Regions from separate parts of the Homo sapiens genome. Here region 2 is linked to region 1. Evidence: read pairs that join two places in POLR2A ChIA-PET (ENCODE). Cell type or tissue: Caco-2. All regions are shown on one strand. Each heading gives the region's core, and the rest is flanking DNA. Links, peaks and the distances in the headings are about the cores only. Region 1 holds the start of CSPG4 (chondroitin sulfate proteoglycan 4). Region 2 has its middle 11 kb from the start of PTPN9.

Region 1 (15,826 bases), core at 3,906-11,905:
CAGCCGCTGGCTGATACCCTCTCCAGAGCCCACCTCTCCTTTTCCATGTCACTTAGTCCCACACAGACTCACGGGGCCACCTCCTCTAGGCCTTTGCCTCGGAATCTTCCTTAAACACTCCTAAGCAGAAGTCCCCATGTTGCCGGGCCACTCCACCCTGGGAAGAAGATGCTAATAGCAGAGTGACTGCAGCTTCAGGAGCAGATGTCCACCGAGCATTGATTCCAGGCAAAGTGTCTTGCTTAATCCTTACAACACGTAAGAGGTTGGAATTATTTATCCCCATTTTAGAGAGGAGAAAACTGAGGCTCAGAAAGACAGAGTCACTTGCCCAAGGTCATGCATAGAGCGTCAGGGCTGGAATTCAACCTGAGCTCTCTAATGCCGTGTTTCACCACCATGTGCCTGGCCTCCTGCTTCCCTGTGTGGGTTCCCACAGCTCAGGACTCAGAGGAGGGAGAGATGGGGCCTGGGTCAGGGCTGAGGGGCAGGGGAGGGGCTCCCTCTCAGCTGCTCGCAGACTCCCAAAAAGGGTGATTTGCTCCTCCTTGACCAGGGTGGGAAGTAAAAGTGTGTGTGTGTATCTGTGTCTGTATGTGTCTGTGTGCATATGTGTGTGTCTGTGCCTGTGTGTATATGTCTGTGTGCGTGTGTGTGTGCGTATGTGTGTCTGTGTGCATGTGTCTGTGTCTGTATGTCTGTGTGTATCTATGTCTGTGTGTGCCTGTGTGCGTATGTCTGTGTCTCTGTGTGTGTGTGGCTAGGCCTCAGGCCTGCCTGGCTGGACTCTAGCTGCAGGAGAGCTGGTCTGGCCCCAGCAACTGTGCACAGGGAAGGGGCAGGGAGAAGCGGGTGTCGTGGGAATCAGTGTCCTGGTCCCACTGGTATTTATAGCTGCCCCTTCCTGAAATGTGGGTGGGGGAAGGGGCTGCTCTTAGGTGGGAACGGAAGTTCGTCTCCTCTCCCCAGCCCCCTCTGTCTCCCCAGAGAGTGGACTGGCCCAGGCCAGAGGGCCTGCCCTGGCGGGGGAACGAGGCACTGTGTCCTGATTTTGGGGGTTTTCCCTGGGGCTGCTGGCTCGGGGCAGGACACTCTCCTTGCCTACTGAGCAATACTGCGTGTGTGTGAGTGTGTATGTGTGAGTGTATGTATGTGTGTGTGAATGTGTATGTGTGTGTGTGAGTGTGTGTGTGCACACACACGCATGTGCACTTACTGGGTGTCAGGCTGAAGAAGGTCATGAACCGGGGACAGAGGCCAGGTGAGGGTAGGGGAAGAAAGGCCTGTAACCCCACAGAGATGGAGGGCAGGGCCCCAGGAGAGGGGCCATCCAGGTCATGGGTCTCAGAGCAATCTGTGGTTAGAACAGGCTCCTGGGGGTGGCGATACTGGAGCTGAGCCTTGGAGGATGGGGGAAAAGGGAAGGCCTGTTGCATGGAGCAGCTTGAGTAGAAGTGGAAAGGTGCCAGCGGTTGTGGATTATTATCTGATGGCCTAGTTCTATCTGATCAGCCAGTCCGTGGGACACAGGATCACCTTGACCAGGGAGGATGATATATTTGGGGAGAGAAGGACATAGCACAGCACAGTTGAGCATCCCTAATCTGAAAATTCAAAATCCAAATGCCCCTAAATCCAAAATTTTTTGAGTGCCAATAGGATACCACCAGTGGAAAATCTCACACATAAGAACTTTTTTTTTTTTTTTTTTTAGATGAACCCTCACTGACTCTGTCACCCAGGCTGGAGTGCAGTGACGCGATCTTAGCTCACTGCAACATCTGCCTCCCAGGTTCAAGCGATTCTCATGCCTCAGTATCCTGAGTAGCTGGGATTACAGGTGTCGCCAGCACGCCCAGCTAATTTTTGTATTTTTAGTAGAGACAGGGTTTCACCATGTTGGCCAGGCTGGTCTCGAACTCCTGAGCTCAGGTGACCTGCCTGCCTCAGCCTCCCAAAGTGCTGGGATTACAGGCGTGAGCCACCGCGCCTGGCCTCCACACATAAGAACTTAACATAAATTTCTCTCAGGCACAAAATTTCTTTAAAAAAATCTATAATGTTACCTTCAGCCTATGTGTATAAGGTGTATATGAAACATAAATCAATTTCATGTTTAGACTTGGGTCCCATCTTCAAAATATCTCACTATATATAACAAATATTCCAAAAGCCAAAAAATTCCAAAATCTGAAACACTTCAGGTCCCCAACATTTCAGATAAGGGACACTCAGCCAGTGTGGAGTGAGGGCCAGCAGGCAGTGGGCAGGAGTGGGAAGCTGGGGCAGGAGAGGCCACACAGCCCCAGGCCTGCTGTGAGGAAGCTGGGACCACCTTCTGCTCCCGGCCTCCAGGCTCCCAGACTTGGGGAAGGACATCTTCCAAGGGCCCTTAGTACCAATCTTCATGGAACCCAATCTATAAACAGGTTTGTGGAGTGGCTCTGCATGAATTGGGGTGGGGCAGGCGTCCCATATTCCCAAGCTCAGCTGCCTCCAGGCCGGCTCAGCTGGAGAGCCCTGGGGTGCGCTGGAGTGCAGTCAGAAAATCCCTGGTTGGCTCAGTGATCTCTACACCCCTCTGGGGGCCAGGCTGTGAGCCCTACAATGGGGGAGACCCCTGAGCAAAGCAGGTGGGATGTGTGCTCCCGGGGAGCTGCTGGTCCTGAGGGTGAAGCTACCCCCCAAACCAGGGCCAAAGAGTAGGGAGCCCTCCCCCTAATCTCCTGAGGACTCACTGTGTGACTCTGAACAAGCAGGCTCCTCTGTCTGAGCCCGGGTTTCCCCAGGATCCATGGGGGGCTGGTCTGGGGTCAGGGGTTTCTGCAGTAAGTTCCGGGAAGGGAGGCAGCGTCACTGACACACCTCAACCTTAGGCCGCAGGAGAGCCACACACTGAAGTGTTGAAGCAGGAGCGATGGCTGGAGGCCTGGCTAACGCATGCATGCCAGGGCTGGCAGAGCCAGCGGCCTCCTCCACAGGCTGGGAGCCGGCCTGGGTGTGGGAAGGAGCTGAGCGAGAGGCAGGAATGCTCAACAGGACAGGCACTGTCCCTGATGGGGCCCACCCCTGCCACCAGGCCACCTTGACAGCAGCCCTACAGCTATCACCCTACATCAGAGACAAAAGTGGCTTCATTGGCAACCCTAGCTTTGGGGGGAGAGGGTTTTTTGAAGGGGATTTGCTTAGGCTGTGAGAAAGTGGGGAGGGTTTGGAAAGGGAGAGAACGCTGGCTGGTGGGGGATGGGGAGACAGAACAAACATCTGGAGTCCTCAGCGAGCTGTCTGTCCCTGCAGACCTCTCTCTTTCCCCTGCTGGGGCCTGAGCCCACTGGTGGGTGGTTGTCCACCTGGCCTGATGTGGGGAAACTCGCTGCTGTTGGGGTGAGTGAGAACACCACGGCCTGTGTGCCCAAAGAGAGACCTGAGGCAGTCCCTGCTTTTCTCTGAGCCTCAGTTTCCTCATCTGTAAAATAGGACTGTTGGACAGGTATGGTGGTTCACACCTGTAATCCCAGCACTTTGGGAGTCCCAGGTGGGAGGCTTGCTTGAGCCCAGGAGTTCGAGACCAGCCTGGGCAACATAGTGAGACCTCGTCTCTACAAAAAATAATTACCCTGGTGTGGTGGCACATGCTTGAAGTCCCAGCTACTCAGGAGGCTGAGGTGGGGAGATCGCTTGAGCCTGGGAGGTTGAGGCTGCAGTGACTGTTTCCTGACCTGCAGGGCTGCTGTGGGGCTGCAGGACTAACAACATGGTTAGTGCACACTATGGGGTGTCCCTGAAGGTAAGAGCACAGCAATAAGACAGCTCTGTCCTCTCCTGTTTGGAGTTACGGACCCTCCTGAGAAGCGGAGAGAGCTAGGAACCCTTGCCCCACGGAGGAGCCAAGTACAAAATTGTTCATACAAATTCAGTTCATTCAAAAATTCCTCATACAAACTCAGTAGGAATGGTAATACAGTAAATCTGAAACCTGCCCTAAGCCTGCAGCTGGAGGAAGAGCCTTAACTCTGGAAGGCTCTATTGAACTGACATATGCTGGGGCGGAGGGCATGTTGGAGGCAAGAGGAGAGCTGGATGGGGCGGGAGTCAGGGGGAAAGGCAGTGAAGGAGCAGAGGGACCAGGGAGGGACCAGGCCTCAGTCCCATGCCCACAGGCCCCTTGTTCATTTGCCCCTGGCCTTGAATAGAAGACACACCTCAGGTGGCACCCCTGTCCCCATCCTGTGCTCACTTCCTTCCCCGCAAGTGCCACTGGCCCAGATCTTTAAGGTAGGGGACTTGGAGACAGAGGCAGTAGCCACCTCGTCCAGGTCTGTGAGAGTGGCCGTGTGCAAGTGTGTGTGCCCACATCTGTGTGCGCCAGTAAGTGCGGACGTCAAGGCTATTTCCAACTCCCCCTCCCCTGCCCGCCCCTCCTGGGCAGCACGCCCAGTTCCCAGACACAGCCTATACACTTCCTCTGAGAGCTCCACACGCACCCTACTCCCCTCCTGCCGTCATCGACAGCCGCCTGGCCCACCTGGCATGGCCCACCCCAGGCCCCCCAGGCGGGCAGCACTAAAAGGCCCTTCTTGTCCTGCCCGGGCGGGCAGGCGTAGGGAGGGAGGCTCCGTTACACTTGCTCTAGAACAGTTTTTCTCGAGTCCGGGTGGGCTGGGCCAAGGGCTCTGGCCCCTGGGCCCTGCCCTGCTCCGGAGGCCTGGGGTGGCACACAAGGTGCACACAAGGCTCAGTGCCTGTCCCGAGCACCATCGGTCCCCCCAAGCCATCCTCAGAGGCAGCAGGATCTACCCTGCTTCAATTTCTTGTACCTGGTGTCCCTGTGGCCCTGCTCACTAAGATACCCCCATCAGTTCTGAGTCCCCACCCAGGTAACACACAAGCCCTCCCTGCCAGGTACTCCCCAACCTGGGTCCCACTTCAACCCCTCACATTCTGCCTTTCAGTCAGTGATGCCAGGGAAGAGGTGTGGGAGCCACCACCCCTGCCTGCCCTGTGCTCACTGTGACCCCCCGACTAGAATGTCACCTCCTTCCTTCTCTGCCTGTCCTTCCAGTATCAGCTCAAATCCAATCTCCCCCAATGCTTGGCTCTCTGCTGGGGCCTCCCATACAGCTCAGAAGGAGCTGGACACCGCATCTGTCACCCACACTGTCTCAGTGGCCCAAGCCTAGGCCCCGACGCAGGCTGGGAGCACCCTCGAAGCAGGGCTGGGGGCTCTTCCTGGGCTGCTGGGGTTCTTGGTGGAACTCAGAGTACTTTTCTTCCTCTCTGGGGCCTCAGTTTCCCTCTCTATACAAGTGGAAGATTGGCCCAGATGGCCTCTAGGGTGCTGACTGCCAGGCCCCCTGACCTGGATGCCTCAAATGTTGATGAGTAGAGGGAGAGCCTCCCAGCACGCCTCATTCGGATACGGGAGGACGAGGGCCTTTGCAGCCAGGGGCATCCAGGAGGGGTGGGAGGGACGCCTTCCTCAGGCAGGGGCTGCCCCTACTGCAGAAATCAGGGCAGGCAGCTGGACCAGGAGTGGTGACAGAGATGGGTTGCTGGACGGGAGCTCTCACAGCCCCTCCTCATTTCCGAGTCCTCCTAAAGGCAGGGGATGGTGTAACTTTATAAAACCCCACAGCACCATGCTGCTCTCTTGCCCTAAAACCCTTGTGGCATCTCCTTTGCCAACAGGGCATAAGGCCGTGGGCTTCATTTTGCCATTTAAGGCTTCTGTGCCCCAGCCCAGTGGTTCTCCCTGGCCTGTGCTCGAAATACGCCTCCCAGCCAGGCTGCTGGCCTTCCTGTCTCAACACCCCTCTGCTTACGCCCACCTTGGTGCCTCTGAGTCAGCGCCCCTGCCTGGAGGACTGACTCCCTTCCCATCCACCAAGGCTTGGTTTGAGGCCCACCCTGTGTCCTGCCCCAGCTTGCCCCTGCTTTTCTCCCCTCTGTACTTTTCATCCAGATTTTTGCTGTTTGAGATTTAATTTGCCTTTCTGCCTCCTGAATGAGTCTCAGTTCAGCCTCTCAATTTCCCGTGCCCCTGCGAGCCTAGCACCATGCCTGCATGCTGTCAGGGCTAAGAAGGTATTTGAGAATGGCTCTCAGTTGAAGCCCAAGGAGGTGGGGGTACTGGAATCCCTCCTTGGCTGGAGGCTGGGGCCTGAATGAGCTGACCACCCTGGTCACCTTGGATGCTCCCTTCCCATCTCCCTGGCGGCCCAGCCCATCCCTCAGGCCCTGAGATCTTAGGGGATCTGGTCCCTGCAGGAACAGGGAGCCTGGAGATCCAGCCCTGATTCACCCCGCGGGGGTCCTCCCTTGACTCACTTCCCTTCTGGGAACCATGTGATGCCCTCTTTTAGAGCTGGCTTCTCCATCTGAAGGAGAGAAGGGTGTGGCCTGGGCCCTTGTGAAGGAGGCTCAGGCCCTGCCTTTGCTCCATGTTGCTCTTGGGAATGATCTCGAAGGTGTAGCTGAAGCACTGAATCACACGTGGGTAGTGATGATGGATGGGCCCTAAGGCCACAGTTCTTATGGCATAACTAGAGCTGCCTTCGCTGAAGGAAGAATGCTGTCATGTTGGGGTTTCTGGCATCGGGACAGAGAGGGGATATATCCCAGCACTTCTCGGAAAGCGAACTTCCATTCAGCCTCTGCTGGGTCAGGCATCAGTGCTGGGATGAGGAGGTGTGGCAGGGGGTGGTCCAGAGCTATCTGTAGGACAAGCCCCGCTGAGGGGCACCAGCTCTCCCTCTAGGAGGCTGAGAGTGGGTAGTGGGTGGGGGGTCCTGCCTGTCACCAACAGGAGGAGGGAGAGGAGAGAATGAAGAGGGGAGGTGGCAGATAGACGGATCTGCAAGGAAGCAAGGGGAGGAAAGAAGGGGCAGAGCTGGGGGGCAGCTGGAGGGGTGTGGGGGTGCTCCTCACAGGGGAGGGCAGGGTGGCTCATTCCTCGTTTCCCACCTTGTAGCACTCCCCATTCCTGGCCCAGGGCATCTGAAGCTGGAGGACCCACTTCTCACTGTCGCCGGGTCCCTTTGGACCCCAACATACTCACCCCAAACTTGCCTGGCAAACAAAGCTCGGCCAGCATTGGGGTGGCCCCACTGGTGTCTCAGACAATCCAAACGGGCAAAGCCACGCCCTAGGCAATCCATGCCTGGGGCGCCTGCTCCCGCCCCTAACTGGACAGCCTTGGCTAGCTAGAAACCCCATAACCTGAGATAGCGGGGTCCCGTGTCCGCCCCAGGATTGAACCCCTGGCGACCCCAGCTAGTGGTGGGAGAAGCGCAGCCTGCTTGACTCCCGATCTGGGGGCCACTTCTGGCTCCTCCTGTCCCTTTTCCCTCCCGGAGGAACCCCTCTAGTTCCGCCAGGCTGGGTCGGGGTCTCAGGCCCCTCACTCACCCGCGGATGCAAGTCTGGCCAACATAGTCAGGGTCAAAGCCAAGGCCAGGCCGGGGGCTGGAAGTGGGGGCCGCGGCCCGGACTGCATCCCGGCGGGCTGGGCGGCAGGACTTGCGAGGAGCCAGCGGAGTCCTGGGAGCTGGGAGCTGAGTGGAGCGAGCGCGGCTCTGCTCCTGGGCGCGGGCCGGCTCCGGGTGTCCGCGCACTTAACTCCGGGGGCGGGGCAGGCGCAGACCCGCGCGCCCGCTCGGGTTTCAGGCTTGGACTCCCCCACCTGCCCCCACCCTCAACCTTCTTAAAGGGCCCGTGCGGGGCTGTTCCTCTCTGGGGCAGGGGTGAGGGGGCCCTTGCAGCTGGGCCAGACCCCAGCCCCACCCTAAAGACTTAGAACAAAGTCATAGAGAGGCCCAGACACCCTGAACTCTGGCCCCAAGAGCCGAGCCCGGGAGACCCCCTCAGGGAGGAGGCATGAACTGTCCCAGCCCCTACTTCCCTCCTTTCTGCCTTTGCGGGAGTTCAGGAGACCCCTCCACAGGCACACTCCAGCCTTAGGAGGAAGGACAGACACCAGCCACCCTCACAGGCGGCTTTTGGGCTGCTTTGCCTCGGAGGTCCCCTAGGAACTTCTCCAGACTCCAGAGGCACCACCCGAGGTCCTGTGGGGCACTGCCCATGGCTGCAACAGTGACCTTCTCTGCCTGGAAGGGCCTCACCTCAGTCTCCCTGTCTGTAAGGGAGAGATGTCTGGATTTCCTCGCAGGGCAGAAGAATTCTCAGTCCCGCCATGACATTTGCCTCAAAATAACCTTGCAAGGTGGGTGAGGAGCATCCCCTCCCCCATTTCATGGAGGACGAAAGTGCAGCTCAAGCTGAAAGTGGCTCTTACAAGACTCCAGGTGGAAAGTAGGTCCCTGGCCGTTTGGTGCCAGAAGCCCAGGCCTCCTGACCCCTGAATCCGGGTGTTTCAACTTCCCGAGGCTGCCTCCTGGAAATCTGGCCCTGGATTTGGCTTCTACCTAACAGCTTCAGGCTGGGGCCCTTCTGCTGGCTCCCTTCCAGGCAGCAACATCAGCCTAGTCCCAAACAGGAGGAGAAAGGGCAATGTTACTTAGCTTCCGGTGCCTAGAGGATCTGCGTGTTCTCTGTCCAGTCCCAATGTTACCGGGCCTTGGTTTACTTCCTCCATTCAGGTCCCTCCATCTATCTGCTCCAGCCCATCTCCAGCCCAACCCCACCTTGCACCCTCTTCCCAGCTCTTCCCTTTGACCAGTAACAGCCCAGCACTTCATACTTTGCAACGAAACTGAGACCTGTTTTGCAGATGAAGAAACTGAGGCTGAGAGAGATTAAGGGACTGGAGCTAGTCTACATAGCTGCTGAGATGTGGGGCCAGGTCTTTGACCCTAAGTGCAGTGCTCAGGTGTGATGGTGCCTGGTCCATGTGGGGGTTATGAGTATTGGTCTTGAAACCAGAGAGACCTGGGTTCAAATCCCAGCTCCCTTACTTGGTTGTCAAACCTTGAACAAGTCCCCTCACCTCTCTGTGGCAGTTTCCTCATTTGTAAAATTGGGTTAATGAGGATTAAATGCTTTAATGTACCTCAAGTCCCTAGCCCAGGGCCTGGCATACGGTAGGTGCTCAATAAATGCTTATCCTTTCTCCTCCGTCTCTGTCATCCTGCACATTCCCTGTGATTCATGGTTTACATACAGCTTTACACATATCACCTCCCTTGTTGTAAAGCTTGAACTTTCTCCTCCAGAGGCTGCTGCATACAGTAGGTGTACAATAAATGCCTGCTGTAGTTGACTAAGAAACCAATTGCTGCTGTTCTGTAGGGATTTTGGCAAACCTAAGAGCTTCCATCCAGGTGCCCTAGGAGGCCTGGGATGGAGGCTGTGCTAGGCTGGCCTCAGTGGCGGTAAAGGCATTGATTCCACAATTTGTCCCTTGTTTTTTTTTTTTTTTTTTTTGAGACAGAGTCTCGCTCTGTTGCCCAGGCTGGAGTGTAATGGCGCGATCTCGGCTCACTGCAACCTCTGCCTCCCGGGTTCAAGCGATTCTCCTGCCTCAGCCTCCTGAGTAGCTGGGATTGCAGGTGTGCACCACCATGCCTGGCTAATTTTTGTATTTTTAGTAGAGATGGGGTTTCACCATGTTGACCAGGCTGGTCTTGAACTCCTGACCTCGTGATCTGCCCGCCTCAGCCTCCCAAAGTGCTGGGATTACAGGTGTGAGCCACCGCGCCCGGCTGTCCCTTGTTTTTCCTTCTCCTCAAGTCGGTAGGACACCTGGTCCTCATTAGGGGCTAATTACTGACAAGCTATGGGGCTGGGGGTGGGGGTGCTGCTTGGAAGACTGTGTTTGGAGGAAAAGAGCTTTCTTTTCAGGAATGAAAAAATAAGACAGAAGGCTTTTTGCTCTATGAATCAAAAATCTGGGTGAAGATCTCTGCTGGCCCCATCTCCCCCCCCCACCCCCTCCCCATCTTCCCTGCTCCCCACCTACACAGATGTCTGTGGAGCCTCCAGACAGGGTGCTCCCACCCACAGCTGAGATTCAAGTCTGGATTAGCTGGGAGCCTCCCCCTGCCTTGTTGCTAGCTGGGCAGAGAAACACAGGCCTGGAAAATAATGGCAACCAGCACAGCGGTAATAACCCGGCTGGCGCATCTCTGCTGGGGCTTCCCAGTTTACAAAAAACATTCACTTGGTCTCTTGACAACTTTGGGAAGCGTATGTGTTGGCCAACTGTGTCCCTGCTTCCAGATGAGGAAACTGAGGCTCTCAGTGGAAAAGGGATGCTGCGGCTCCAGCGCACACAGGCCTGGCCTTTGCTCAGCCGTAACCTAGGGCTGGAACTCCGGACCAATGCTGAGCAGCATCATGCCAGGCAGACTGGCAGAAAGTCGAGGTCCCTGTGTGCCTTTGGAACTGACCCCTGACCACCTCCCACTGTCTTGGAACAAAGGCTGCTGGACCAGCTGTGCCTGCTCCTCAACTGTCCCCTCTCCAGCTCCTCAGCAAGCTCACCCAAGGCCCTGAAGCCTCAGTGCTGAACAGAGCTGACCTGGGCCTCTCTGGCATCCTCAGGTCTGGCTCGGGCCTTCTTCCTTCTGCCCTCCAACCTTTCCCATGACTTTGCTTGGCCAGGCATCCTTGGTGGCCATCCCTGACTGCCCCTACCTCCCTGGCCACATCTCACCTTCCTCCAGCAAGCCCTCCTAGCCCTCCTTCGTGCTCGTCGACTTCTCTTTCAAAAGATTCCCTGGAATCCTGATCTCCGTAGCTCTCCTAGTTTCACCTGGGGCCTGCTTAGCTGGGTCAGGAGGTGTGCGTCCATGCCTCCCCAGCCAAGCATGGGACAGAGCACAGGGTGGGAGGGAGGAGGAAAGAAGGAGGCTTAGAACACACTTATAAGAAGGAAGAAGGATGTTCCCACCCAGGGGCAAAAGAAGATTCAAACTTCTCTGAAGCTACAGTGACCTGTGGTATGTGCTGCCTCCATTTCTCCAATTGTTCTTGGAGAACAAGACAACAGAGGGCCCAGTAATACTCACCTCCCTGCCAGCAGAGTTCACCCAACCATGCTGGCCAAGCACTGCTGGTCACTCCTACCTCTAGTGCTTCTTGGACTAAGAGTCCCCGCTCTGGGCAGTGGCTGTGGTTTGGCCCCACCCTTGGCCAGGGTGTTTTGCACCCTCGTTGCCTGGGCCCCACCCAAGAAGCCTGTGGCCAAAGCCAGCTTGCTGGGAAATGGTGTGTGCCTGTGCCCTAGATGGGGTGGTGCCTAAGCAGGGGTGTGCTCCTGCTGCCCAGGGCCCGCCCTCAGGGAATTGGCCCTCTGCCATGAAGGTCACAGAACCTAGGCCACTACTGTGCAAGAGGGCACGGGCTTTAGGCGCTGGCTCAGTGGCCCTGCAGTTTTCTGGCCAAGAGCTCCATGGCAGCGGGCCCTGGGCCTGGGCCTTTGACCTGGGGCCTCTGTTAGGAGTGGTCCTGATCCTGCTTCTGGCAGAGGCACACACAGGGCTCCTCCAAGTACAGGCAGCCAGGCTCAGGATGGGAGGGAGCAGCCAGTCCCAACAATTACACAGTTCGGGAGCTGAAAAGTTATGTTTGCCACTCTCAGGAGCCAGCTGTGGAAGGGAGGCCAGTGGAGGGCTTTGCCCTGGCCTCTGAGCCACACACAAGCCGTGCTGGGAGGACAAGGGCCGGGGGTGGTGAAGGACCCTCTTGGAGCCTTTGCTTTCCAGGAGCAGGCACTCGTCTTCCATATCACACTCACAAAGGCTGGTGGCTTCAGTGGCTGTGACCAGCTGGCCACAGCTGACTCCTCTGGGGTAGTGCTGTTTCTAAATATTAGTTCCTGCTGTTAACCCTTGCTGTGCGGCCCCAGTGGACAGCCGGCTGCCTGCAGACAGAGCCTCTTGGAAGTAGAGTGGACAGTCCCCACCTGGATGAAAAATTTGTGAGTATATTTGCTTGAGGGCTGGGTTGGGGCTCCCAGAAGGAGGGTGAGAAATACCTGCTTAGGGCTGGGAATGAGGCTTGCAGTAGATGTCAGGGGATGTGGGTCTGAGCTGGCCACTGGGCAGGGCAGTGGAAAGAATGTGGGGTCAGGAGCCAGGAGCCCGGTCCTGCCAAGCCTTTTTTTATGTGGCCCCAGACAAGTCACTTCGCCTTTCTGTACCCCTTTCCTCATCCGTAAAATGTACAGCCACCGAGGTGCTTGGATGATGGCCTCCAACAGAAGCGCCGGAGCTTTATAAACTCTGAAGTGCCTGGTGGTTATGATGATTTTTATGCCAGGGTCCTGCTGTCTGTGACTCCCCCGAGTCCCTTGGAGGAGAGGCAAGACTGACAACCAAGAGACAGCTGGAGCAAGCTGGCGGGGCTGCTGTTAGCCTGTGTGGAGCTTTAGTGGGGACACCACCCTATACAAGAATACCCAGCTTGGAGTTCAGCCCCTACTGGCCCCATTGGCTCTTGTCCTTGCACAGTGAAAAGCCTAGTGGTAGCCAGGCTCCAAGATGGCCCTCAGTGAGCCTCACCTTCTGGCATTCATGCCCTTGGGTAGCTCCCTCTCATGTTGAATACAGCCACCTTATGCAGCCAATAGGGTGTTGCAGAAATGATGAAGTGACGTCCAAGATGAGGTCAGAAAAGATATGGTAGCTTTTCCCTTGCTCTCTTCTGATTGCAGCCACCATGATCTGAGGATAATTAAGTAGACTGTGGAGGTGCCAATGTGGAGAGGAACTGAAGCCTCTTGCCAGCAGCCAGTATCAACTCACCACTCATGTGAATGAGCCATCTTGGAAGTGGATCTGCCAACCCTAATCAAATCTTAAGATTAATACAACCTCTACTTTTTTTTTTTTTTTTTTTTTTTAAGATGGAACCTAGCTTTGTTGCCCAGGCTGGAGTGCAGTGGTGTGATCTTGGTTCACTGCAACCTCTGCCTCCCGGATTCAAGTGATTCTCCTGCCTCACCCTCTCGAGTAGCTGGGATTACAGGCATGCACCACCATGTCCAGCTAATTTTTGTATTTTTAGTAGAGACGGGGTTTCACCATATTGGTCAGGGTGGTCTTGAACTACTAACCTCAAGTGATCCACCCGCCTTGGCCTCCCAAAGTGCTGGGATTACAGGCATGAGCCACCGTGCCTGACCTCTACTGACACCTTGACTGCCACCTCCTGAGAGACCTGGAGCCAAAACCACCCAGCAAAGTCACTTTTAAACTCCTGACCCACAGCAACTGTGTGCAACAGAAGGAAGTTGCTGTTTCAAGCAATTATATTTTGAAAGTAATTTGTTATGCAGCAAGAGATTACTGATAGAAGCCAGCACATCGTAGATGGCAGTCCAGTGAGTCAGACCTGGCACGTGCCTGGGGCTCAGAAAGCAGGACTCTGCTTCCATGAAAAGAAGTGACATTCCTTGATCAACAAATTCATTCATTCAACAAATATTTCTTAAGCACAGATCATATGTCAGGCACTATGCTGATGCTGAGGGCTGGGGACACAGGTGAATAAACAGGACCCTGGTTTTGGGGAACTGACAGGCTCCCCAAAGTGACTTGGCAATTGGTTGGATGTGGGAGTTGGGATAAGGGAGGTGTCCAGGACAAGCCTAGGTTTCTGGCTTGGGCACTTAGAAGGGTGGGTGGTGGTGTCATGGATTGAGATGGACAGGGACTGGGGGGTATCTCATAAGGAAATCTTGGGGCATGTTGATTTCAAGGTGCTTGTGAGAAACCCAGGTGACACTGTGCAGGCGGCTGTATATGTGAGCCTAATGCTCCTAAGAAGGTCTAGTCAGGGGAAGTTTTACTTCCGGATTGCTGGGGTATCGATAAGGGAATTAAAGCAACCAGAGGAGATGAGGCTGCCCGGGAGAGAGGAGCGCGGTGCAAAATGGGAGGAAGACCCAGCACTGAGCCCTGAGACACCAACGTCTCTTCCTTAAAATGTTTATTTTGACATAATTTCAGACTTAGATAAAAGTGGCAAGATGATTACAAATGTTTCCCACATACTCCACCTAGATTTCCCAAATGTTAATTGTTTACCACATTTTAAATTCTTTTCTCTCTCTCTCTCTTTTTTTTTTTTTAGATGGAGTCTCACTGTTTCCAGGCTGGAGTACAGTGGTGCATTCTCAGCTCACTGCAACCTCTGCCTCCCAGGTTCAAGCGATTCTCCTGCCTCAGCTTCCCGAGTAGCTGGGACCACAGGCACGTGCCACCAAGCCCAGCTAATTTTTTGTATTTTTTTTTTTTTTTTTTTTTTTTTTTGGAGATGGAGTGTTGCTCTGTCGCCCAGGCTTGAGTACAGTGCAGTGGCCCCATCTTGGCTCACTGCAAGCTCCGCCTCCTGGGTTCACGCCATTCTCTTGCCTCAGCCTCCCGAGTAGCTGGGACTACAGGCGCCCGCCACCACGCCCGGCTAATTTTTTTTTTTTTTTTGTATTTTTAGTAGAGACAGGGTTTCACCTTGTTAGCCAGGATGGTCTCGATCTCCTGACCTTGTGATCCGCCTGCCTTGGCCTCCCAAAGTGCTGGGATTACAGGCGTGAGCCACCGCACCTGGCCAATTTTTTGTATTTTTAGCAGAGATGGGGTTTTACTGTGTTAGCCAGGGTGGTCTCTATCTCCTGACCTCGTAATTTGCCCGCCTCGGCCTCCCAAAGTGCTGGGATTACAAGCATGAGCCACCACACCCGGCCATCTCTCTCTCTATTTTTCTGAACCATTTGAAAGTAAGTTGCAGACATAATGCTCCTTTATTCCTAAATATTTCAGTGAGTTTTTCCTCTTTTTTAATTTTTTTTTTAAAATGAGACAGGGTCTCGCTCTGCTGCCCAGGCTGGACTGCAGTGGTGCCATCAGAGCTCACCACACCATCAAACTTCTGGACTCAAGGGAGCTTCCTGCTTGAGTAGATGGGATTACAGGCACACACCACCGTGCCTGGCTATTTTTTTTTTTCTTTTTTGGTAGTGACAGGGTCCCACTGTGTTGTCCAGGCTGGTCTCGATCTCCTGGGCTCAAGCAGTATTTCCTAGAACAGGACCTTCTCTTTCATAACTGGAGTGCAATGATCAAAACCAGGAAATTAACATTGGTACAATACTTTGAACTAAGCCATAGACTTTTTTCTCCCCAGCTTTGCCAATTTTCCCAAAAATATCCTTTATAACAAAAGAAAACCTCGGCTTTCTTCTGAGTGTCTATTCATCTTGCATGGTTCTTCAGCGTTTCATTGTCTTCCATGATGTTGCCATTTTTGACAAGTACAGGCCAGTTCTTTTAGGTGAATTTTGGTTTGAGTTTGTCTGTTTTCCTCATGATTAAATTCAGGTTCTGTATTGTGGCAGGAATGCCTAGGAAGTGATGCCGTGCCCTTCTCACGCAGCCTATCAAAAGACACATAACTGGCTGGGCGTGGTGGCTTACACCTGCAATCCCAGCGCTTTGGGAGGCCAAGGAGGGCAGATTACTTGAGGTCAGGAGTTCGAGACCAGCCTGGCCAACATGGTGAAACCCTGCCTCTCCTAAAAATACAAAAATTAGCTGGGCATGGTAGCAGGCTCCCCTAATCCCAGTTATTCAGGAGGCTGAGGCAGGAGAATTGCTTGAACCCAGGAGGCAGAGGTCATAGTGAGCTGAGATCACGCCACTGCACTCTAGCCTGGGTGACAGAGCAAAAGACTCTGTCTCCCCCAAAAATCCCCCACAAAAAAACCAAACAAACAAAACCAAGAGGCACACATCTATTGTGCAATCATTGGGATGTTGACTCGTATCACTTGGTTGAGGTGATGCCTGCCAGGCCTCTCTTCTATAAAGTTACTGTTTCCCCTTTGCAATGAATAAGCATACGCCAACATTGAAAGGTCAGGTTGAGG
Region 2 (15,826 bases), core at 5,797-13,796, 120 kb before region 1:
AGCCTCCCAAAGTGCTGGGATTACAGGTGTGAGCCACCGTGCCCAGCCTTCTAGGATTTTTGTTTTTGTTTGAGATGGAGTTTCGCTCTTGTTGCCCAGGCTGGAGTGCAATGGCACGATCTCAGCTCACTGCAACCTCCACTTCCCAGGTTCAAGCAATTCTCCTGCCTCAGCCTCCCTAGTAGCTGGGATTACAGGTGTCTGCCACCATGCCTAGCTAATTTTTCGTATTTTTAGTAGAGATGGGGTTTCACTGTGTTGGCCAGGCTGGTCTCAAACTCCTGACCTCAGGCAATCCACCCGCCTCAGCCTGCCAAAGTGTTGGCATTACAGGCATGAGCCACCATGCCCGGCTCCTTCTAGGATTTTAAAAACAATCCCTGACCTCAACTAATTTCTGCATTAATGCAATAGGAACTTCAGGCTGCCCTTGGTAAGAATCAGAGACGATATCCTTGGTATTTGAATCTTTATCTCAGCTAGGATATTTTCTCCTTTGCATCAATACAGCTGACTGGAGGTTGACTTCATCACTCCTTTAGTTTCAGTATTGTAACCAGTCTGGAATACTTTTTTTTTTTTTTTTTTTTTTTTTTTTTTTTGAGTGGAGGTCTTGCTCTGTTTCCCAGGCTGGAGTGCAATGGCGTGATCTCGGCTCACTGTGACCTCCACCTCCTGGGTTCAAGCAATTCTCCTGCCTCAGCCTCCTGAGTAGGTGAGATTACAGGCGTCCACCAGCACACCCTGCTAATTTTTGTATTTTTAGTAGAGACAGGGTTTCACCATGTTAGCCAGGCTGGTCTCGAACTCCTGACCTCACGCAATCCGCCCACCTCAGCCTCCCAAAGTGCTGGTATTACAGGCGTGAACTACTGCATCCAGCCTGCTTTCTTTTTATTGAAGTGTAATATACAGAAAAAGTACAAATATAAGTGTACTGCTTGATGAATTTTTTTATTTTATTTTTTGAGACAGGGTCTCACTCTGTTGCCCAGGATAGAGTGCAACAGCACAATCCTGGCTCACTGCAACCTCTACTTCCTGGCTCAAGCGATCCTCCAGCCTCAGCCTCCCAAATAGCTGGGACTATAGGTGCGTGCCACCAGGCCTGGCCCATTTTTATATTTTTTGTAGAGATGGGGTTTTGCCACATTGCCCAGGCTGGTCTCAAACTCCTGAGCTCAAAGCAATCCACCCACCTCAGCGTCCCAAAGTGCTAGGATTACAGGCGTAAGCCACTGCACCCGGCCAGATGAATTTTCATAAACTGAACACACTCGTGTCTGTGCCCAATGCACAGATCAACAAATAGAATATTCTGAACTTGCCAAAGCCTCGCCTTTTGCCCATCCCCCACCCCACAGTCAGTTACTACTCTGCTGAAGGGTAACCACTATCTTGCCCGTTTTTTTTTTTTTTTTTTTTTTGAGACAGGGTCTCTCGCTGTGTCACCCAGGCTGGAGTGTAATGGCACGATCTGGGCTCACTGCCACCTCTGCCTCCCGGGTTCAAGTGATTCTCCTGCCTCAGCCTTCAGAGTAGCTGGGATTACAGGCATGCACTACCATGCCCATATAATTTTTGTGTTTTTTTTAGTAGAGACGGGTTTTCACCATGTTGGCCAGGCTGGTCTCGAATTCCTGACCTCAAGTGATCCACCCACCTTGGCCTCCCAAAGCTCTAGGATTATAGTTGTGAGCTATCACTCCCAGCCTCAGGCTTGAACTCCTGGGCTCAAGTGATCTGCCTGCCTCCCCCTTCCAAAGTGTTGGGCGTCAGCCACCGTGCCGGGCCAAGTATGCTTTTTCTCCCTAGGCAAGCAAATGGTTCTAGGACTAAACTGGAGTAAGAAACAGCAGGACCTGAGTAGTACAAACCATTGATTGGAGACAGGAGAGGATGGAGTCTCTCAACTCACTATTTACACTTCACATTTGTTTTGCCCACTGATCCTCAGGACACCAGGGGTCAGTGATTTATCCAAAGTCACACAACTAAATAATTAGTATTGAGCTAAAACTTGAACCCAGGCATTCTAACTCCTGATCTAGGAACTGGGTGAGGAGGAGAATTAATAAAGATATTTAACTGAGTGGGCTGAGAGAGAACTCAGCAGTGTTTTCAGAGGCACAGCTGTGTGTGTGGGCGTGTGGGTGTGTAAGGAAAGAGAGTTCTCCGGAACTGTTATCCATCACTGTTTTAACAGGACAATGTTTGGAAATTTCTGAGCACAAACGTGAATAACAAAACAAAGTGCAAGGCGGCTGGCTGGCCAGTTTGTTTTGAGAGGTAAATCCAGGAGACCCAGAGTAGAGAGGCAACTACCTGGCTTGCCTGTAACTGCAGGCTTGAACCAATGAACTCAAGTATGGTACTGTCATCCTGCCCAATCAAATCTTAAAGGCTGGGCTGGGCACCGGGGCTCACGCCTGTAATCCCAGCACTTTGGGAGGCCCAGGTGGGTGGATCACTTGAGGTCAGGAGTTCGAGACCACCCTGATCAACATGGTAAAACCCCGTCTCTGCTAAAAATACAAGAAATTAGCCAGACGAGATGTTGCATGCCTGTAATCCCAGCTACTCGGGAGGCTGAGGCAGAATTGCTTGAACCTGGGAGGCAGAGGTTGCAATGAGCCGAAATCGCACCATGGCACTCTAGCCTATAAAACGAGAGCAAAACTCTGTTGCAAAACAAACAAACAAAAATCTTAAAAGACTGCAGAATGGCTTGTAGTATCAAAAGATTGAAAACATTATGAGGCCGGGCACGGTGGCTCATGCCTGTAATCACAGCACTTTGGGAGGCTGAGGCAGGCGGATCACGAGGTAAGGAGAACAAGACCATCATGGCCAACATGGTGAAACCTTGTCTCTACTAAGATACAAAAATTAGCTGGGCATGGTTGTGCGCACCACTGTCCCAACCACTCGAGAGGCTGAGGCAGGAGAATCGCTTGAACCCGGGAGGCAGAGGTTGCAGTCAGCCGAGATCGCACCACCACTGCACTCCAGCCTGGTGACAGAGGGAGACTCTGTCTCAAAAAAAAAAAAAAAAAAAAAAGGCTGGGCGCGGTGGCTCACACCTGTAATCCCAGCACTTTGGGAGGCTAAGGTGGGCAGATCACGAGATCAAGAGATTGAGACCAACATGGTGAAACCCCGTCTCTACTAAAAATACAAAAATTAGCTGAGTGTGGTGGCACATGCCTATAGTCCCGCTACTCGGGAGGCTGAGGCAAGAGAATCACTTGAACCTGGGAGGTGGAGGTTGCAGTGAGCCGAGATCGCCCTACTGCACGCCAGCCTGGCAACAGAGTGAGACTCCATCCCAAACAAAGAAACATTATGGCCCATCAATAGAAGACTCAGTAAATAAATTACAGTACACACATACACTGAAATAATAGGTTGACATTTATTGTGTCCTTACATTTACCCCACACACTGTTCTAAATGACTTTCATTGATTTACTCTCACCATAATAGTATAAGAAAGGTGAAACTATGATCCTTATTTTACAAAAAGCATATATAGTAGATCCATTGATACAGCCTCCTTACTTTTTTTTTTTTTTGCTGAGATGGAGTCTTGCTGTGTTGCTCAGGCCGGAGTACAGTAGTGCGGTCTCAGCTTACTGCAACTTCCGCCTCCTGGGTTCAAGCAATTCTCTGCCTCAGACTCCCGAGTAGTTGGGATTACAGGCGCCTGCCACTACGCCCAGCTAATTTTTGTATTTTTAGTAGAGATGGGTTTTCACCATGTTGGCCAGACTGGTCGTGAACTCCTGACCTCGTCATCCATCCACCTCGGCCTCCCAAAGTGCTGGGACTACAGGCGTGAGCCACCACACCCAGCTGTTTTTCTTTTGTTTGAGATGGAGTCTCGCTCTGTTACCCAGGCTGGAGTGCAGTGGCACAATCTCGGCTCACTGCAACTTCCACTTCCCTGGCTCAGGTGATTCTTGTGCCTCAGCCTCTCAAGTAGCTGGGATTACAGGCGTGAACCACCGCGCCTGGCCCCTCCTTGCTTTTTATTTTTTTTGAGGCAGAGTGTCACTCTGTCACCTCAGCTGGAGTGCAATGGCACGATCTCAGCCCACTGCATCCTCTGCCCCCTCGTTTCAAGCAATTCTCCTGCCTCAGCCTCTCGAGTAGCTGGGATTACAGGTGTGCACCACCACATCTGGCTAATTTTTTTTATTATTATTATACTTTAAGTTCTAGGGTACATGTGCACAATGTGCAGGTTTGTTACATATGTATACATGTGTCATATTGGTGTGCTGCACCCATTAACTCGTCATTTACATTAGGTATATCTCCTAATGCTATCCCTCCCCATGACCAGCCCCGCTGTTTGATGTTCCCCACCCTGTGTCCAAGTGTTCTCATTGTTCAATTCCCACCTATGAGTGAGAACATTCGGTGTTTGGTTTCCTATCCTTGCGATAGTTTGCTGAGAATGATGGTTTCCAGCTTCATCCATGTCCCTACAAAGGACATGAACTCATCCTTTTTTATGGCTGCATAGTATTCCATGGTGTATATGTGCCACATTTTCTTAATCCAGTCTATCACTAATGGACATTTGGGTTGGTTCCAAGTCTTTGCTATTGTGAATAGTGCCGCAATAAACATATGTGTGCACGTGTCTTTATAGTAGCATGATTCATAATCCTTTGGGTATATACCCAGTAATGGGATCGCTGGGTCAAATCATATTTCTAGTTCTAGATCCTTGAGGAATTGCCACACTGTCTTCCACAATGGTTGAACTAGTTTATACTCCCACCAACAGTGTAAAAGAGTTCCTATTTCTCCACATCCTCTCCAGCATCTGTTGTTTCCTGACTTTTTAATGATCGCCATTCTAACTGGTGTGAGATGGTATCTCATTGTGGTTTTGATTTGCATTTCTCTGATGGCCAGTGGTGATGAGCATTTTTTCATGTGTCTGTTGGCTGCATAAATGTCTTCTTTTGAGAAGCGTCTGTTCATATCCTTCACCCACTTTTTGATGGGGTTGTTTGATTTTTTCTTGTAAATTTGTTTAAGTTCTTTGTAGATTCCGAATATTAGCCCTTTGTCAGATGGGTAGATTGCAAAAATTTTCTCCCATTCTGTAAGTTGCCTGTTCACTCTGATGGTAGTTTCTTTTGCTGTGCAGAAGTTCTTTAGTTTAATTAAATCCCATTTGTCTATTTTGGGCTTTTGTTGCCACTGCTTTTGGTGTTTTAGTCATGAAGTCCTTGCCCACGCCTATGTCCTGAATGGTATTGCCTAGGTTTTCTTCTAGGGTTTTTATGGTTTTAGGTCTAACATTTAAGTCTTTAATCCATCTTGAATTAATTTTTGTATAAGGTGTAAGGAAGGGATGCAGTTTCAGCTTTCTACATATATATCCGGCTAATTTTTGTATTTTTAGTAGAGACAGGCTTTCGCCATGTTGACCAGGCTGGTCTCGAACTCCTAACCTCAGGTGATCTGCCCGCCTTGGCCTCCCAAAGTGCTGGGATTACAGGCGTGAGCCACCGCGCCCGGCCCAAAACAGACGTTTTGTTTTGTTTTTCTGAGAGAGAGTCTCAATCTATCACCCGGGCTGGAGTGCAGTGATGCGATCTCAGCTCACTGCAACCTCCGCCTCCTGGGTTCAAGCAATTCTCATGCCTCAGCCTCCTGAGTAGCTGGGATTACAGGCGCCCACCACCATGCCCAGCTAATTTTTGTATTTTTAGTAGAGATGGGGTTTCACCATATTGTCCAGGCTGGTCTTGAACACCTGACCTCAGATGATACACCCACTTCAGCCTCTCCAAGTGCTGGGATTACATGCGTGAGCCACCACACCCAGCCCAGAACAGACATTTTATAAAATAAGACATTTAAATCTCAACAGGCATATAAAAAGATGCTTAACTTCACTGATCATCAGAGAAATGCAAATCGAAACTACAATGAGGCCAGGCATGGTGGCTCATGCCTTTAATCTCAGCACTTTGGGAGGCCGAGGCAGGTGGATCACTTGAGGTCAGGAGTTCAAGACCAGCCTGGCCAACATGGTGAAACCTCGTCTCTACTAAAAATACAAATATTAGCAGGGCACAGTGGTGCACACCTGTAATCCCAGCTACTCAGGAGGATGAAACAGGAGAATCGCTTGAACCCGGGAGGCGGATTGCGCCACTGCACTCCAGCCTGGGCAACAGAGTGAGACTCTATCTCAAAATAAATAAATAAATAAAATAAAATAAAATTACAATGAGATACCATCTCACCCCAGTTAAAATGGTTTTTATCCAAAAGACAGGCAATAACAAATGCTGGCAAGGATGTGGAGAATAGGGAACCCTCATACACTTTTGGTGGGAATATAAATTAGTACAACCACTATGGAGAACAATTTGGAGGTTCCTAAAGAAAACCTAAAAATATAGCCAGGTGAGGTGGCTCATGCCTGGAGGCTAAGGCAGGAAGATCACTTGAGTCCAAGATTCCAGGAGTTTGAGTCCAGGCTGGGCAACACAGTGAGACCTCATCTGTACAAAATATAAAGAAAATCAGCTAGGAGTAGTGATGCACACCTGTAGTCCCAGGTACTTGGGAGGCTGAGGTGTGAGGATCACTTGAGCCTGGGAAATAAAGGCTGCAGTGAACTGTGATTACACCACTGCACTCCAGCCTGGGCAAGAGAGTCAGACCTTGTTGAAAAGGGAGGAGAGGGGAGGGGAAGGGAAGGGAGGGAAGGTGTAGGGGAAAAGAGGGGTGAGGGGAGGAGGGGGGAAGGAAGGGGAGGGGAAGAAAAGGGGAAGGGAGGAAAAGGGGAGGGGAGGGAAGGAAAGGGGAGGGGAGGGGGGAGAGGAGGAAAAGGGGAGGGAGGAGGGGAAGGAAGGGGAGGGGAAGAGAGGGGAGTGGGAGGGGAGGGGAGAGGGAGGGGAGGAAAGAAAAGAAAAAGCCAAAAATAAAGCTACCAATCCCCCTCCTAGGTATATACCCCAAAGAAAGGAAATCAGTATGTTGAAGAGACATCTGCACTCCCATGTTTACTGCTGCACTATTCACAATAGCTAAAATTTGGAAGCAGCCTAAGTGTTCATCAACATATAAATGGATAAAGAAAATGTGGCACAGATACACAATGGAGAACTATTAAGTCATAAAAAAGAATGAGGCCGGGTACAGTGACTCACGCCTGTAATTTCAGCACTTTGGGAGGCCGAGGGGCAGATCACTTGAGGCCAGGGGTTGAAGACCAGCCTAGCCAACATGATGAATCCCTGTCTCTGTTTAAAAAAATACTAAAAATACAAAAATTAACCGGGTGTGGTGGCGCATACCTGTAATCCCAGCTACTTGGGAGGCTGAGGCATGAGAATCGCTTGAACCTGGGAGGCAGAGGTTGCAGTGAGCCAAGATTGTGCCACTGCACTCCAGACTGGGTGACAGAGTGAGACTCTGTCTCAAAAAAAAAAAAAAAAAAAAAGAGAGAGAGGGATCCTGTCATTTGCAACAACATGGATGGAACTGAAGGTCATTATGTTAAGTGAAATAAGCCAGGCACAGAAAGACAAACTTCCCATGTTCTCACTTATTTTGTAGGAGCTAAAAATTAAAATAATTGAACTCATGGAGATAAAGAGTAGAAGGATGGTAACCAGAGGATGGGAAGGGTAGTGGGGGGTGAGGGAGAAGTGGGGATGGTTAATGGGTACAGAAAAATAGAAAGAATGAATAAGAGCCAGGTGCAATGGCTCATGCCTATAATCCTTGCACTTTGGGAGGCCAAGGCAAGTGGATGGCTTGAGCTCAGGAATTTGAGACCAGCCTAGGCAACATGGCAAGACTCTGTCTCTACTAAAAATACAAAAAAGATCACTTGAGCCTGGGAGGCAGGGGTTGCAGTGAGCTGAGATCACGCCACTGCACTCCAGCCTGGGTGACAGAGTGAGACCCTGTCTCAAATTAGAAAAAAAAAAAAGAATGAGTAAGGTGTATTTGCTAGCACAACAGGGTGACTATAGTACAAAATAATTTAATTGTACATTTCAAAATAATTAAGAATATAATTGGATTGTTTGTAACACAAAGGATAAATGCCTGGGATGGATACCCCATTTACCTTGATGTGATTATTATGCGTTGCATGCCTGTATGAAAATATCTCATGTGACCCATAAATATATACATCTACTATGTGATGTACCCACAAAAAAGAAAAAGAGAAAGAAAAAAAATAGCATAAGTTTCAGGTCTCTGTCTAGAAAGCTTATCCTCCCCTCCCAGCACCTTCTTCACCAGACATATCTGATTCATCCTTAAGGTCTCAGCTCAAAAGTCACTTCCCCAGCAAGATCTTCCTTGATTACTCTCTAAACTGAACTGCACTTTCTGAGACTCATAGCACCCTTTTATTCGTCAGAGAGCTGATCACAATTTGTAATTATGCACTTGTTTCTACATTCATTGGCCTAGTGTTTGTGTGCCTTACTAGATTGTAAGCTTCAGGATGGCAGGAACCACATCTGTCCTGTTGGCCCCTGAACTCCCAGCACCTAGAACCTAGAACATAGTAGGCAATCCCTTGATAAATGTGTTGAATGACTGAATCAAGGAAGATGGCCACTTTATCTATGAGACATATCTTACCATTTTCCCCTCTCTTTTGTTGTATTTATTTGGGTTTAAGAATAGACATACTTCCAATGCTGGAGTTGGAATTTTATAACCTTCTCCACCAAACATTTTTATTTCTAAAATCCAAAGCTCCTCTCAAACATTGCTCCAAAATTTCTACTGCCTATAAAAGAGACTTGTGTTGTGCTATAAAGATGATATGAGGCTGGGCGTGGTGGCTCACGCCTGTAATCCCAGCACTTTGGGAGGCTGAGGCGGGTGGATCACGAGGTCAGGAGTTCGAGACCAGCCTGACCAATGTGGTGAAACCCCATCTCTACTAAAAATACAAAAATTAGCTGGGCGTGGTGGCGCGTGCCTGTAATCCCAGCTACTCAGGAGACTGAGGCAGGAGAATTGCTTGAACCCGGGAGGCGGAGGTTGTAGTGAGCCGAGATTGCACCATTGCAATCCAGCCTGGGCTACAGAGCAAGACTCCATCTCAAAAAAAAAAAAAAGATGATTTGGCTATAAAAGATTCACCCCACCCTGCCAAAAGAAAGAAAGGTGGGCACAGTGGTGCACGTCTGTAGCCCCAGACACTCAGGAGGCCGAGATGGGAGGATTGCTTGAGCCCAGGTGTTCAAGACCAGCCTGGGCAATGTAGTTGAGATCCCATCTCTAAAAAATATCTATCTGTATAGAGTGCAATGGTATAATTATAGCTAATTGCAGCTCTAACTCCTGGCCATAGGAGATCCTCCTACCTCAGCCTTCCAAGCAGCTAGGACTACAGGCACCTATCACCATGCCCAACTAATTTTTAAATTTTTTGTAGAGACAAGGTCTCGCTCTGTTGGCCAGGCTGGTCTGGAACTCCTGGCCTCAAGAAATCCTCCTGCCTTGGCCTCCCAAAGCACTGGGATTATAGGTGTGAACCACCATGCCCAGTCTCATTTCTTTATTAGAAAGGACAGCTAGGGTGATTGCCTTTCCCTTTTCCAATGTACAAAGTTAGTTTTTAAGCTATCCTTTTAATCACGTACACAGAACTAAATATAGTTCTTGTTCCTAAAAGTCTGCAGTATATCCAAGCACCTGTTAGCAGCTTGCCACACACCTCCATTTAGCTTTCTCAGCAAGGTCACTCCTCTGTGCAGCAGCAGAGAGGAGGGGCTCTCCTCCAGGGTGCATTCTCATTCCACCTTAGTATTTCTTCATTCACTCAACTAAAAGTTATTGACGTAACAAGTGCCAAGCATAATGCCAGGCACTGGGGACCTAAAGATGAGGAAGACCAGGTTCCTGACCTCATGGAACTTGCTAGCTAATAGAAGGAGTATGTAGTAAAGAACTTAACCTTGCAAAGAGTGTTCTGGCCTTTGCCCTTCGCTCCTGGGAGGTAACCTCTAAGCCCTTGGAATGTCTTGCCTGATAAAAGTATCTTTGTTTACCAGGAGGCAGACCTTAGGCCACACTGGACAGTCTAACAATGTGATTTAGGCAGAAGTCTTTGGGGCGTACCAGATAGTTTAGCAATGTGATGAGGGAGGAGGGAAGACTTTGGATCACACTTTATCAGGTAGACTTATGGAGGGGCTGGAGACTGAGGTCAGTCACATGGGCAGACAATCAGGTCCACATGACTGAGCCCCAATAAAAATTTTAGACATCATTCCAGCCAGACGCGGTGGCTCATGCCTGTAATCCCAGCACTTTGGGAGGCCAAGGTGGGCAGATCACCTGAGGTCAGGAGTTCAAGACCAGCCTGGCCAACATGGGGGAAACCCTGTCTCCACTTAAAATACAAAAATTAGCTGGACGTGGTGGCAGATGCCTGTAATTCCAGCTACTTGGGAGGCTGAGGCAGGAGAATCACTTGAACCCAGGAGGTGGAGGTTGCAGTGAGCCAAGATTGTGCCACTGCACTCCAGCCTGGGCCACAGAGCGAGACTCCATCTCAAAACAACAACAAAACAAAAAAAAACTTTGGACATCAAAGCTCAGGTGAGACTGCCTGATTGGCAATACTCTGTGAGTATTGTTACACATACTGGGAAAATTAACTCTGTCCATGATTCCACTGGGAGCTCTGCATTTGGAACTTTCCTGCTTTCTGCTCCGTGCATCTCTTCCCTTGGCCGACTTTACTCTGTTTCCTTTCACTGTGATTAAACTGTGATTGTGACCATAACAGCTTTTTTTTTTTTTTTTTTTGAGACGGAGTCTCGCTCTGTCACCCAGGCTGGAGTGCAGTGGCGCGATCTCGGCTCACTGCAACCTCTGCCTCCTGGGTTCACACCATTCTCCTGCCTCAGCCTCCCAAGTAGCTGAGACTACAGGCACCCGCCACCATGTCCAGCTAATTTTTTTTAATTTTTAGTAGAGACAGGGTTTCACCATATTGGCCAGCTGGTCTCGAACTCCTGACCTCATGATCCACCCGCCTCGTCCTCCCAAAGCACTGGGATTACAGGCATGAGCCACTGCGCCCAGCCCACATCTTGATATTTTTGAATGCTAGCTTGAAGGACCTATTTCAGAGTGCCCCTTACATTTTTTTTTTTTCTTTTTGAGACGGAGTCTTGCTATGTCGCCCAGGCTGGAGTGCAGTGGCCTGATCTCAGCTCACCGCAAGCTCTGCCTCCCAGGTTCACGCCATTCTCCTGCCTCAACCTCCCGAGTAGCTGGGACTACAGGCGCCCGCTACCACGCCTGGCCAATTTTTTGTATTTTTAGTAGAGATGGGTTTTCACCGTGTTAGCCAGGATGGTCTCGATCTCCTGACCTCGTGATCCGCCCGCCTCGGCCTCCCAGAGTGCTGGGATTACAGGCATAAGCCACCGCGCCTGGCCTCCACCTGGTCATATTTCTTTAGAGATTATCAAACTACCTCTTGCCACCTGTTTTAAAGATGGTTGTGTTGGCTGGGCATGGTGGCTCATGCCTGTAATCCCAGCACTTTGAGAGGCTAAGGTGGGCAGATCACTTGAGCTCAGGAGTTTGAGACCAGCCTGGGCAACACGGCGAAACCTTGTCTCTAAAAAAAAAATACGAAAATTAGCCAGGCGTGGTGGCTCATGCCTGTAATCCCAGCTACTTGAGAGGCTGAAGCAGGAGGATCACTGGGAGGTCAAGGCTGCAGTAAGCTATTATTGCACTACTGTACTCCAGCCTGAGCAACAGGGTGAGCCCCTGTCTCAAAAAAGGAAAAAAAAAAAAAGATGGTTGTGTTATAGGTTGCTATGACTGCATATTTGTTTTCTAGCCAGCCCTCTAAACAGCACCCAGTTTCTTTTTTTTGTTTGTTTCTTTTCTTTTCTTTTCTTTTTTTGAGACGGAGTTTCACTCTTATTTCCCAGGCATGGAGTGCAATGGCGCAGTCTCGGCTCACCACAACCTCTGCCTCCTGGGTTCAAGTGATTCTCCTGCCTTAGCCTCCCAAGTAGCTGGGATTATAGGCATGCACCACCACGCCCCACTAATTTTGTATTTTTAGTACAGACGGTCAGGCTGGTCTCTCCATGTTGGTCAGGCTGGTCTCGAACTCCCGACCTCAGGTGATCCACCTGCCTTGGGCTCCCAAAGTGCTGGGACTACAGGCGTGAGCCACTGCGCCCAGCACCCAGTTTCTTTTTATTGTAGAGTCATCTTCCCATGCAATATATTTGAGTGATGCTATAGTCTGGGATAATTGCCCTCCCTTAGTCAAGTGTCAGGCTCATAACTCAAGATGGGCCAATCACATTCTCCTCCCACCTCAGCTCCCAAGTAGCTGGGACTACAGCCAGCACGCCTGGCTATTTTTGTATTTTTTGTAGAGACGGGGTTTCGCCATGTAGCCCGGGCTGGTCTTGAACTCCTGGGCTCAAGTGATCCACCCATCTTGGCTTCCTAGAGTGTGGGATTACAGACGTGAGCCATCACACGGTCCCTAACTGATACTATTGCCATGGCCTACCTTGCTTGCCTTGGCAGGAGGGCCAGCTTGGCATGAGTTAGCAAAGAACCACTATTTGAGATCACCTATTTTATCTCAAGTACTGCTGGAACCCATGCACCTAGAAAAGACCAGGGTTTTCAACCAGTAGATCCAGAATAAGCAGTCTTATTGAATCAAAGGATATATCAGCCAAAATAATCAACAAGCACAACTTGATATTTTTTAATGGTAGCTTGAAGGACCTATCTCAGAGTGCCCCTTACATTTTTAACTAAGAAGCCAGTATTATCTATTGATCACTGAATAGCAGTGTGTCCCCTGGTCGTATTTCTCTCACTCTCTCTGTCTTTTTTTGTTGTTACAAAAACTGCCAGCTCTCACAGTGATTTTACCACACCTATGTATTTACAATCTTTTTTTTTTTTTATTTTTTATTTTTATTTTTTTTAGACTGAGTCTCACTCTGTCGCCCAGGCTGGAGTGCAATGGCGTGATCTCGGCTCACTGCAACCTCTGTCTCCTGGGTTCAAGCGATTCTCCTGCCTTAGCCTCCTGAGTAGCTGGGACTACAGGCGTGTGCCACCACACTCAGCTAATTTTTTGTATTTTTAGTAGAGACGGGGTTTCACCATGTTAACCAAGATGCTCTTGATCTCCTGACCTTGTGCTCCTCCCGCCTTGGTCTCCCAAAGTGCTGGGATTACAGGCGTGAGCCACCGCGCCCGGCCTACAGTCTGAGAAAAGTCATGCTGAGTTCCAGTGGCTGCACTGGAAGAGTTTGTGTCACCCTAATCCACTTGTGTTTGGCAGTGATTTATCCACATTTGCTATTTCTCCACTTGGTCATTTCTCATTAATGTCTAAACCTACTGAAACCTGACTTCTGTTCCTGCCACTTCAAGTCCTCTCAAAGGACTACTGGTCTCCTGTTTTCCAAATCTGAGGGACATTTCCCCAGCTTTTTCTTACCTGACTTCAGCTGCCATCTATGTGCTGATACCTCCAGACCTGTATCTATCTACTTGCCATTCATCTCCAGTCACCTTAATACTCAGCATGTCCCAAACTGAACTCAATACCTTTCCTCCTCAATCCCCCTCAACTGTGCTTTTCCTGGGATCCTTGTCCTTGTTAGTGGCACTCAGTCACCCATATTAGGAATCTAGGAATCATCACAATGATGATTCCATTTCTTATATTTCACAGCTAGTGAGTCACCATGTCCTTTAATTCCCACCTCTCTCTTCATTTCCTCTACAACCTTAATTCAGGCCTTCATCATCTCTCTCATAGGGTACTGCCAGATCCTCCTACCTAGTTTCCCTGCCACTAGTCTTTTCCCCTTTGAATCCATCCCTGCCATAGCAGAGTGATCCTTTCTAAAAATATAGGTTTGATCATGTTACTTCAAGGATGTACCATTGACTGCAAGATACATGTGAAGCTTCTCATCCTGCCATGCAAGTTCATTCATGACCTGACCTTAGTATATCTCTCCAGCCTCATAAATTACCTTGCCTCCTTTGCTGCCTACTTTTCAGTGATGCTGTTTTACAGTTCTGTGTATAAATGCATCTGTTTCATACTTTTCCCCTACACCATCCCCGCTCACTCTGACTTCATTCACCTGGTGGATATACCTATTCGTCTTTGAAGGACTCCATTCAAAAGACACCTGTTTGAACATTTTCCTCTGCAGGTAGAGTAGCCATTCTTTGTGCCCTCCCCATCCATACAGCCAGCTCTCACAGTGATTATAATATTTTATCACACTTATGTATTTACATATATATTTCCCAAACTCAGGGAATAGTCCACAGACTACCGTTACTTTGGATACCAGTTGCAAGTTTGGGGAACCCTAAGACTACCCTCTGGTTATATAATTCGCCACAAGGACTCACAGACCTCATTGAAAGCTGTTATAGTCTCTGGGCGCAGTGGCTCACCCCTGTAATCCCAGCTACTCAGGAGGGTGAGGCAGGAGAATCGTCTGAACTGGGGAGGCGGAGGTTGCAGTGAGCCGAGACTGTGCCACTGCACTCCAGCCTGGGCAACACAGCAAGACTCTATCCCAAAATAAAAAAAAAAAAATCAAGTTGTGATTGTTGATAATTTTGGCTGATATATCCTTTGATTCATGCAGCTGTCCCCAGAGTGTGTGTGCCTGTAGTGCCTGTGTGCGCCCTTTGGGGAAGTAGTCCTTCCAGACCTGATTATTTCTGAACAGAGTATGGCCAAGTCACTATTGACACTAGCATGCATAGCTTCTGAACTGATATGGTTGGCTGCTGATAGCACAGACTAGAGCACTCAGAAAATTATCAAACAGAGACTAAATGTTTAGGCACTTAAAACATGCTCCTTGGCAAGAGGAACACAATGTTCCTATTACAGAATTGACCTAAATTCAGGAAAGAGCTTATTGATGTAGGCAAATGCTTGAATCTGCAGCCAGCAGGATCATCAATGGATGAGGGTGGGAGCGGGGAGTCTTCCAATTTTACAAGGTCAGCTTGAGCAACTCTCTAAGAGCCGACACTAAGACTAGTTCCACTGGATGTACTGAAGTTGTATAATCAGGCTCCAAATAACTACTACCTCTGCCCAAATCTGTTCCCAGAACTAATCAACATGCAGGGACCACTGCATGTCAGACAAGAGCTGACCTGGATCCCTGTGAAAATCTGTCCACAGGACACTAGTGCTGCTGGAGGGAATGGTGAAGTACTTGTATCCATGACAGAGTCCTAGAAAGATGGGAAGCAATATGGGAGCTGACTGAAGCCACAGGAAGTGGGATCCATTTCCTGAATACAAAGCAGAAACTAATTAGTCAGTTTCCAACACAATCTTCCATTCTCACAGCTGCCAAAGACCTCCAGTTCACAAATCTCAAGAGACCTTGCCTGCTCAAAGTTCTTTCTTAGCTCCTTTCATCCATGACACAAAATCTAAAACCTGCTATCTCTCTCCAGCCTCTTCTCCCAAACTGTCCTGGTGGGCTTCTTTTCTCACAGGAGTGTGAGCTCCTCAAGGGCAGGGACTAAGTACTGTCCACCTCCATAACCCCTCTACTTGGCAGGGGCCTAGGACAAGCTTATCTCCTGGTAGGCACAAATGTTTGCTGAAGGAGTGAATGAACTACATTTGCATTTTATCTCTGGCAATGTCTAAACCAAAGAAAATCACACTTGTCTTCTCAGAAGAGGGAACATATTCAAATACCCAGAATTGCAGTTCCTGGTAAAACCTTTCGGCGGCAGCAGCAAC

Evidence for each region. Peaks named below come from ENCODE experiments on the same cell type or tissue, not always from the same donor. Only the 100,000 strongest peaks of a DNase experiment are listed, where the experiment ranks them.
Region 2: POLR2A ChIA-PET joins it to region 1 with 5 read pairs; 2 of 35 experiments call an interaction of 5 or more read pairs at or near these places.

The regions. Positions count from the first base shown.
Region 1 is chr15:75,705,261-75,721,086 of GRCh38, forward strand. CSPG4 (chondroitin sulfate proteoglycan 4) reads right to left here and starts at 7,588. Exons shown (of 10, transcript NM_001897.5): 1 at 7,408-7,588. The coding sequence starts at 7,495. In Caco-2, for the core only: no CTCF peak of the experiment used is centred there; a DNase peak (open chromatin) is centred at 7,612; H3K4me3 peaks cover 755 bases.
Region 2 is chr15:75,582,118-75,597,943 of GRCh38, forward strand. No RefSeq gene overlaps it. Among named protein-coding and RNA genes, the nearest start is that of PTPN9, 11 kb to the left of the region's middle. In Caco-2, for the core only: no CTCF peak of the experiment used is centred there; a DNase peak (open chromatin) is centred at 10,074.